2 separate regions of the Homo sapiens genome follow, and region 2 is linked to region 1. Evidence: chromatin contacts called from ENCODE Hi-C data. All regions are on one chromosome and are shown on one strand. The core of a region is the stretch at or near the end of the contact, and the rest is flanking DNA. Distances in the headings are between cores, read along the strand shown. Region 1 holds the start of CERNA2 (competing endogenous lncRNA 2 for microRNA let-7b). Region 2 overlaps LOC124902473 (a long non-coding RNA gene).

The links. Hi-C counts contacts between places; a loop is a spot of excess contacts on that map. Pooled maps may share reads with other maps.
Region 2: a map with no recorded cell type shows a loop between it and region 1 (8-fold over the local background). The contact joins the enhancer-like site here to the promoter of CERNA2 in region 1. A Hi-C loop is called at or near these places in 8 of 37 single-sample maps with no recorded cell type and 5 of 50 pooled maps.

Annotation. Positions count from the first base shown.
Region 1 is chr10:84,169,326-84,173,325 of GRCh38, reverse strand. It overlaps CERNA2 (competing endogenous lncRNA 2 for microRNA let-7b), which reads left to right and starts at 1,250. Exons shown (of 2, transcript NR_134505.1): 1 at 1,250-1,604. RefSeq lists enhancers at 6-55, 876-1,115, 1,466-1,515, 1,430-1,931.
Region 2 is chr10:86,397,988-86,401,987 of GRCh38, reverse strand. LOC124902473 (a long non-coding RNA gene) reads left to right here. Exons shown (of 2, transcript XR_007062221.1): 2 at 1-7. Among named protein-coding and RNA genes, the nearest start is that of GRID1, 33 kb to the right of the region's middle. RefSeq lists silencers at 488-547, 668-717, 788-837, 1,528-1,577, 1,588-1,817 and enhancers at 227-1,220, 1,968-2,017, 1,822-2,116, 2,108-2,157, 1,221-2,214. Within about 2 kb of position 1,992, at least 21 of the 41 ENCODE cell types and tissues checked have a DNase peak (open chromatin) inside an H3K27ac peak, as active enhancers do.

The sequences.
Region 1 (4,000 bases), core at 1-2,500:
GAATGTCTTTGAGTCGGCTTCCCATCTGTGAAATGGGCACAGGACTATCTCTCTCACAAGCCTGTATTGAGGCATGTATGAGAAGCCATCTGCACCAAGGTGCTCACACAGCTCTTAAAGGAGGTGGGGCCACAGGTGGACTTTGATGTTTAAGACAGTGATGAAATGAGAAGACACTTCAAGTACAGGGTCACCCTGAACAAGGCCTGGAAGAGAGGAGCCTCTGCCCAGGGCAGGCATGGGGGAAAGTCTGACCACAGGTGCAGGAGGCTCAGATGCCACCCATTCACTGGACACGTGACCTGGGCTGAGCCATGCGCTTGGCTCCAGGGACACAGAAGACACTGTGCCTCGCCTCAAGGAGCTCCTGTTGGTGGAGGAAGCTGTGCAGACAAGTGACTGTCTCACAGCATTGTAAGTGCTGTCTATACTGAAGGAAGGGGACGTAGGTTGCTCAGTCAGAAGGTGGGGGAGGGAGGGGACACTCTGCAGAGATGGAATAAGATTGGGTCGGAGATGGCCTGGCATGGTAGGCCAGGTCATGGTGGGCTTCCTGGACCAGCAGAGGAATCAGACTGGCAAAAGGGAGGCCGGGGGATCCTTCAGCCGGGTAGAGACTGATGACAGGAATGCTTTGGGCTCCTTTTCCATCAGAGTGGGTCTGAGTTCCCTTTAATAATGGTGCATGGGTGCCTGAACACTTGCTAGGCTCTGGCCTCAGATGGTGTCAGAGGGTTCAGAGCCCCTGGGCCTATGAGAGGTGGTGGGTAGGAGGAATATTTTTCGGAAGAAATTAGGATGTTTCCCATGCACCCTGATGAGCCTCTGCCTGGGCTGCTCTCAAACCTCCACTCCCAAACTGAGGGAAGAGAGATACCCTCTCATATTGTTTTATATTGTTTTATACTCAGTACCTCTTTTAAGAAAAAACAAGGAAGTAAAACCAAAGACAGGCAGCCCGGCGCCAGGCCTGAAACCAGGCCTGGGCCTGCCTGGACTAAACCCAGTAGTTAAAAATCAACTCATAACTTAAAAACCAATGTTATTCATAGATTCCAGACATTGTATAGAAGAACATTGTGAAACTCCCTGCCCTGTTCTGTTTCTCTCTGACCACCGGTGCATGCAGCCCCTGTCACGTACCGCCTGCTTGCTCAAATCAATCACGACCCTTTCATGTGAAATCTTTAGTGTTGTGAGCCCTTAAAAGGAACAGAAATTGTGTATTCAGGGAGCTCAGATTTGAAGGCAGTAGCTTGCCGATGCTCCCAGCTGAATAAAGCCCTGCCTTCTACAACTCAGTGTCTGAGAGGTTTTGTCTGCGGCTCACCCTGCTACATTTCTTGGTTCCCTGACTGGGAAACGAGGTGACTGACGGATGGCCGAGGCAGCCCCTTAGGCGGCTTAGGCCTGCCCTGTGGAGCATCCGTGAGGGGAACTCCGGCCAGCCTGAGTGACGTGATCCAAAGAGCGCTCCCGGGTAGGCAATTGCCCCAATGGAACGCCTTGCCAGAGCAGCGTGTAGCAGGCCCCCACGGAAGATTAACACAGTGGCTGAACACCAGGAAGGAACTGGCACTTGGAGTCCGGACATCTACAACTTGGTAAGACTAGTCTTTGGAACTTGCCCCACTCCATCTGAGTGGAAGCGTGGCCTGATCACCCACAGTGTGCCTGTATTGGCATTTTGTTCTGGTTTTGACTTGGCTTGAGTTGGTAAGACTAGTCTTTGGAACTTGCCCTACTCCATCTGGGTGGAAACATGGCCTGATCACCCACGGCATGCCTGCATTGACACTTTTGTTCTGGTTTTGACTTGACTTAGATTGTGTGATACTTTGGTTTTAGTTTTGACCTGGCTTGGATTTCTGGATACTCTGATTTTGGTTTGGTGTAAACTGCAAAAGTGTGTGTGTGCCCTTTTTACCTGTTTTTTGTTTTGTGGTGTGTGTGTGGTGTGAACATGGTGTTTTGTCTTGAAGAAGCATGGGTCAGGCAAAAATAAGCCCACCCCACTAGGAACTATGTTAAAAAAAATAAAAATTTCAAGAAAGAATTTAAGGGAGATTACGATGTTACTGTGACACCAGGAAAACTTAGAACTTTGTGTGAAATAGACTGGCCAGCATTAGAGTGGGTTGGTCATCAGAAAGAAGCCTGGACAGGTCCCTTGTTTCAACGGTATGACACAGGGCAACCTGTAAGCCAAGGCACCCAGACCAGTTTCCATACATAGACAGTTACAGCTGGTTTTAGACCCCCTTCCCCTCCACAGTAGTTAAAAGAACAGCAGCATAAGCAGTTGGGAGAGGCAAGGAAAGACCAGCAGAGAAAAAAAAAAAAGAGGCCATCTATACCAATTCTAAGTTAATTTAGACTAAACAAGGTCTTATTAATAGCAAAGGATAATTGAAATCCCAAACTTACAAGGTTTTCAACAAAAGTGAAGTTTGCTAAAAGTTAACAGCATAACATATATTGTGGTAACTTCTAATCTTGTGGCCTTAGAGAGTCTAGTCCAAAGACATAAAGAAAGTTCGCTTTAAAAAAAGGAATGGTTATCTTCAAAAAAAAAAGCGGGGGGGAGGCAGAATTTATGTAAAAAGAGTGTTATATGGTAAATTCTTGTCCTGAAATAAATTAACTGGTTGTTTAAAGAAAAAAAATGTTTGTAATAAGTCAGAAAGTTGAGGCATGTTGAAGAATTGTCGGCGAAAGTTGTGAAAGAAAAAATGTTATAAAAAAATTTATGCAAAAAAGCCTCCTGAGTACTACTATTGAAGAAACAGTTTATGTGCAAGGTGTATAAAAATAGTAAAATATACCTTTGGTAAAAAGATTATAAGGAGGCATAAGAATGTGGATTTTTACCAACATTAAAAGGTTAAAAAATTATTGTTTTGAAAGTTTAAGCAAGTTTTAAAACTTTAATTGTAAAGAAAATTCTGTGTATAAACATATTAGCTAAAGTTAAAAAGGTATCATCCAGCTTTTCTGTGAACTGGACATTAAAGTAAAAATGCAACAGGTTTTTCTTAAAGCATCAACCTGCTCTTTAACAAAAATTATAAAAGGTTAAAAAGAGTCTATAAAATCTCACCTTATGGTCAAACATGAAAAATTGGATAAATATATCTACAAGGTTTTATTAAAATTAAGTTTAACATTAATAACACACTAATATAAAGGTAAAATTTAGCTTATCTGGTATAAAAATCATACAAGAAGCATTATTAAATATAAAATGGTGTTTAACTTTCTTTGGTCTAAAAACTAATAAAAATAGGTACTAAAGGAAACATTCCTTTTACTAGAGGATCATAGAAGTTAAAGACTTAAAACAAACTTTGGAAATTAAGACAGCATACCAAGATGCAAATGCCTGGTTGAAATGGATCAAATATTCCATCTGCACATTAAACAAAAGCAATTGTTATGCTTGTGCACATGGCAGGCCAGAGGCCCTGATTGTCCCCCTTCCACTAAGGTGGTCCTCCAGTCGACCAGGCGTGGGCTGCATGGTAGCTGTTTTCCAGGATTCTACAGCCTGGAGTAATAAGTCATGCCAAGCTCTCTCTGCTATATCCTGAAGTCCCTGAGGGTCAGCCCCCGAAGGCCATCCAGCTTCTGTCTCCCAACGCTAAGTTCACTTCTTGTCTCTCGTGGCAGGGAGGAGACTTAGCATTCCTTGGAGACCTGAAGGGATGCAGTGAGCTTAAGAATTTTCAAGAGCTTATCAATCAGTCAGCCCTTGTTCATCCCCGAGTGGATGTGTGGTGGTATTGTGGTGGACCTTTACTGGGCACTCTGCTGAATAACTAGAGTGGCACTTGTGCTTTAGTCCATTTGGCTATCCCTTTTACCCTGGCACTTCATCAACCAGAGGAAGAAAAAAATAAAATAAAATAAAAATCATAAAGTGAGAGAAGCCCCTTATAGGTCTTTCAACTCTCACATCTATTTAGATGCAATTGAAGCCCCGCAAGGAATACCAGATCAA
Region 2 (4,000 bases), core at 743-3,242, 2.2 Mb before region 1:
CCATAAATTGTACCACGTTTTATGTATTGCTGACCCCCTTCATCTGATTTATTGCTGTTTATTTTAGAATATTTTCTCTTTGAAATTTTTTTTTCAGTAAAAAGTTATGACACCAAGCACAGTGCTCCGAAGGCGGAGGCGGATGAGCGCGGGAGGCCTTCCTTCGTCTCCGTAGGCGACGCCCTCCCACCCCTTCCCTTGTTCTCATGGCACTCCTAGCTACTGGCAAAGGTAGACGCGCCAGTTTCTGCTGCTCCCCCACGGAATGGAAGCCCCAGAGGGCAGGGACCTAGTCTGTCACGTCCCAGGCCTCACCCCAGCTCCTCTGAGGCCCGGGTGCTGGGTCGAGGCATATGCCGGGCTGCGCGGGTGGCGGGGGAGGGGGAGCCCTGGAGCGCGGCCCCAGTCCTGGGAGAGGTGTCCTTCGAGGAAAGGGACAGAAGAAAGTTGAGGACAGAGGTCCAAGGGGAAGAAAGAGGGAAAGGATCGGCGTGAGGAGGACGTCCGGGCGGGGTGGGGAGGGCCCCCCGCGGGGTCGGGCCCACGGGCTTTCTAGGGCGCGTCGCCGCTCAGGGCCACGGGTGTGCTGTCAGCTCCCGTCCGGCCGCCCGGACGCTGTAACCTCCTCCGAGGCTGGCCCTTCTGGCTCGAGACAAGCTCGGGCCTGGCACGGAGCAGCGGGAAGGGCGGGAGATTGCCCCTAGTGGACTCCAAGTCCAGCTCCTGTCCCTGGGCGCGTCTCGACACTTGCTGGGTCACGGAGGAAACCGGGTCTCGGACCCCAGCCAGCACGGGCGCCCCCCTCGGCTTCGCTCCCTTTACCCAGCGGTGGCCTCGGAGGCCCGGGTGGGGCGCGCCGCTCACCTGGAGAGGAGGCTAGGGGTCGGGGGGACACGCGCGCCCTTAGGCCCCACTCCTGTCTTCTGCCCTTTTTATTCTCCCCCGCACCCTGGGGCGGGCGGCGCGGGGCCAGGGTTTGCGAGTGTCACCTGCTTTGGTAAGTAGGTGGGCGAGTGACGCACCGCGGCGTCGGCGCCGCCTTCCAGGCGCTCTCTCTGCCTCCAGAGGCGCCGGCACTGCGGGGCCCCAGTCATGCCCGCTGCCTCAGTCTTCCAACCCGAAAAGTGGGTGGGCGAAGGAAAGCTCGGCCGAGCTGCGTCTCCAACTCCCTGCTCTCCCCTAGGGGAGCCCACCAGCTCCAATCGCGACCTCTTCTGTCCCCAAACCACAGACCCTAGCCCGCCTCGGGGACCCGGATATGGAAGGGGCGGTGGAGAGCCCTGGCCTTGATTCTCCCTGGGTCGGGAGGGCGTTCCGGCGGCCGTGGGGCTGCAGCCCTTCCTCCCCGCCTGGAAGGTGAGGGTGTGGGAGGAGCGGGAGGGGGCGAGGCCGACACAATCCCCGTGCGACCAGCGGCGGAGCCCAGAGCCAGGTTAGGAGCGCGCTCAGGCGAGCTCGGCGGAAGGCCGAGAAGGTTCATCGGAGGCGGCGGCGAGCCGAGACCAGGAGACAGACGGGGCGGGGTGACGAGGCGGGCCCCACCCCAGGAGCGCGGGGCCACACGGACACCGGCGGGCGGTCTTCCCCGGGATGCGCTGGGATTGCAGGCCTCCAGCGGCCCCGCCCGCCGCCTCCGCCCTCCCGCTCCTGAGCTGCCAATCCAGCGGGTTCTGCCGGTCCTCGGCCGTGCGTCTGGGGTCTGGATTCCCGGCTCCACTCGCCGTGAGCGCGCGTGTCAGCCGACTCGCCCCGGACCGCATGGTGCAGCTCCCGCAGGGCCGCAGCCGCGGGTCGTCGCTGATTGCCAGCTCCGCGCCCACTGCACCGCTGCGCGGCCGCCTAGGGCTCATTGCGCGGAAGTCGGCCTGGTCCCTCCCCTGGGCTGGATGGGCCCGCTCCTCCCGAGCGGTCGTGCTCTGAGTTGAATGCGATAGAGGCTTCTGGGCGCGTCGCGGGCTAGGTCCAGGAGCTGTGATCCTCTCCGAGGTCTCAGTGTGCCCGCAGCGCCCCCTGCAGTGCGTCTCCTGCAAGGGGCCCGGAACACATTCCTGTCCCCGCCAGGCCTGGAGGCCCGAGCGCCTGCTTTTCATCCACTCTGCCCACCCGCCTCTGCGGTCGGCTGCCTTGGGCGCTGGCCTTAGCAGTTCTGAGTTTGAATTCAATCGCCAATACACAGAAAGCCACACAAATGTGAAGATTTGTGAATTATTATCAAATGAACACCTTTGTAACCACTACCCAAGCCAAGAAACAGTACTTTCCCCCAGAATACCTTACCCGTGCTCCTTCCCGATTTCACTCGACTCCCTCCTTCCCAAAGTAGCCACTCTCCTGCCTTTCATAGTAATTACTTACCCGAGTTTTTAAAAAATTGTTGTCACCCAAGTTCGCCTCTCTAGAGGCTATAAATTAGACTTGCTCATTTTGTTAATATATTTTAAGTCTCTTTAATTTGTAGTTTCTTTCTCCATCACTTTCTTTTCCTTGCAATGTATCCTTGGAAGAATCTGAAGAGATTTCTAGTCTGGATTTCACTGATTGCATTCTCCTGGTGCAGTTCAACACATCTCCCTGTTTTCTGCATTTCCTGCAAATTGACAGCTGGATCCAAAGGCTTGATCAGACTCAGGTTCAAGATTTTTGGTGAGACTCCAGGTGGTGGAGTGCTGTTTTGTCAGGAGGCACATAATGTCTGGTTGTCTCTATTTTTTGAGATCTGAGGAGAGACGATGTCCAATGCTTACATTCATTAATTCACTGGGGGATGAAAATGGTGATATACTAATTATATAATTTATTTTTCATTTATCATCTGGGTTGATTTTATAAAGAGACTCTTCTCCTCATCTGCTATTTGGTTACCCAGTGGAACCGTTCACAGAGGAAAGGCGGGTAAATGCTTGTTTCTTTGCATTTATTTATCCGTTTTCAAGATGACGAATTGCTACCCTGTCATCCTCCCAAAATGAAGAGTTAAAAAAATATACCATCACGATGCCAAGGATTTAAATGTGCTAGATGGATTTCAATACGTTGCAGTTACTGTCAGTAGTAACATACAAATTGTCCCCTCTTTGGGCAGCTGGAGCCCTTCAGGTTAATCCTTGGGTCCTTTAGATGTGACCCTAGTAGCCTTTGAACACTTCCTTGTTATCTGGAATGACAAGACATCTTACCAGTTTGGGGTGCTAGGAATCCTCTTCACTTCTTGGTTGATCTTTGTTTCTAGGTCTTTTCAATGGAGGAGCTGTAAATTACATATATGATAAAATACACTGGGAATTTATACTGATGTAACTACGTTAAGTGGAGGACTTCTTGATTACACCTGTATTTCTTTTCTTCCACACTGGGAATCCTGGTTCTTAAGGACACCAGGAATAACTGAATTAGAATCCAATTAGTCATTTGTTTTATTTCAATTTATATACTTACAGGTTCAGAATAACAATATCAATACCATAACTAGCTATAATTTCTGAAAACACCTAAAACTTTTTCTTTCTGCATATGTTATTTTTATCCCCCCCATTTTTTTTTTTTTTTTTTTGAGACAGAGTCTTGCTCTGTTGCCCAGGCTGGAGTGCAGTGGCACAATCTTGGCTCACTGCAACCTCTGCCTCCTGGGTTCAAGCGATTCTCCTGCCTCAGTCTCCCGAGTAGCTGGGATTACAGGCACATGCCACCATGCCTGGCTAATTTTTGTATTTTTAGTAGAGACAGGGTTTCACCATGTTGGCTAGGCTGGTCTCAAACCCCTGAACTCAGGTGTTCTGCCCTCCTTGGCCTCCCAAAGTGCTGGGATTACAGGCGTGAGCCACTGTACCCAGCCTACCCCCTATTTTTGTTTGTACTCTACATTCTCAGATGGTAAAGCCATTAGATAGCATAATCTCTCTTTTTAAACCCTCATTTAGTCTTCACTCCACAAATAACTATACATTTGTTAATCATCACCAATCATTAATGTGATGTTTCTCTAGTTATTTTGGTCTCTGCG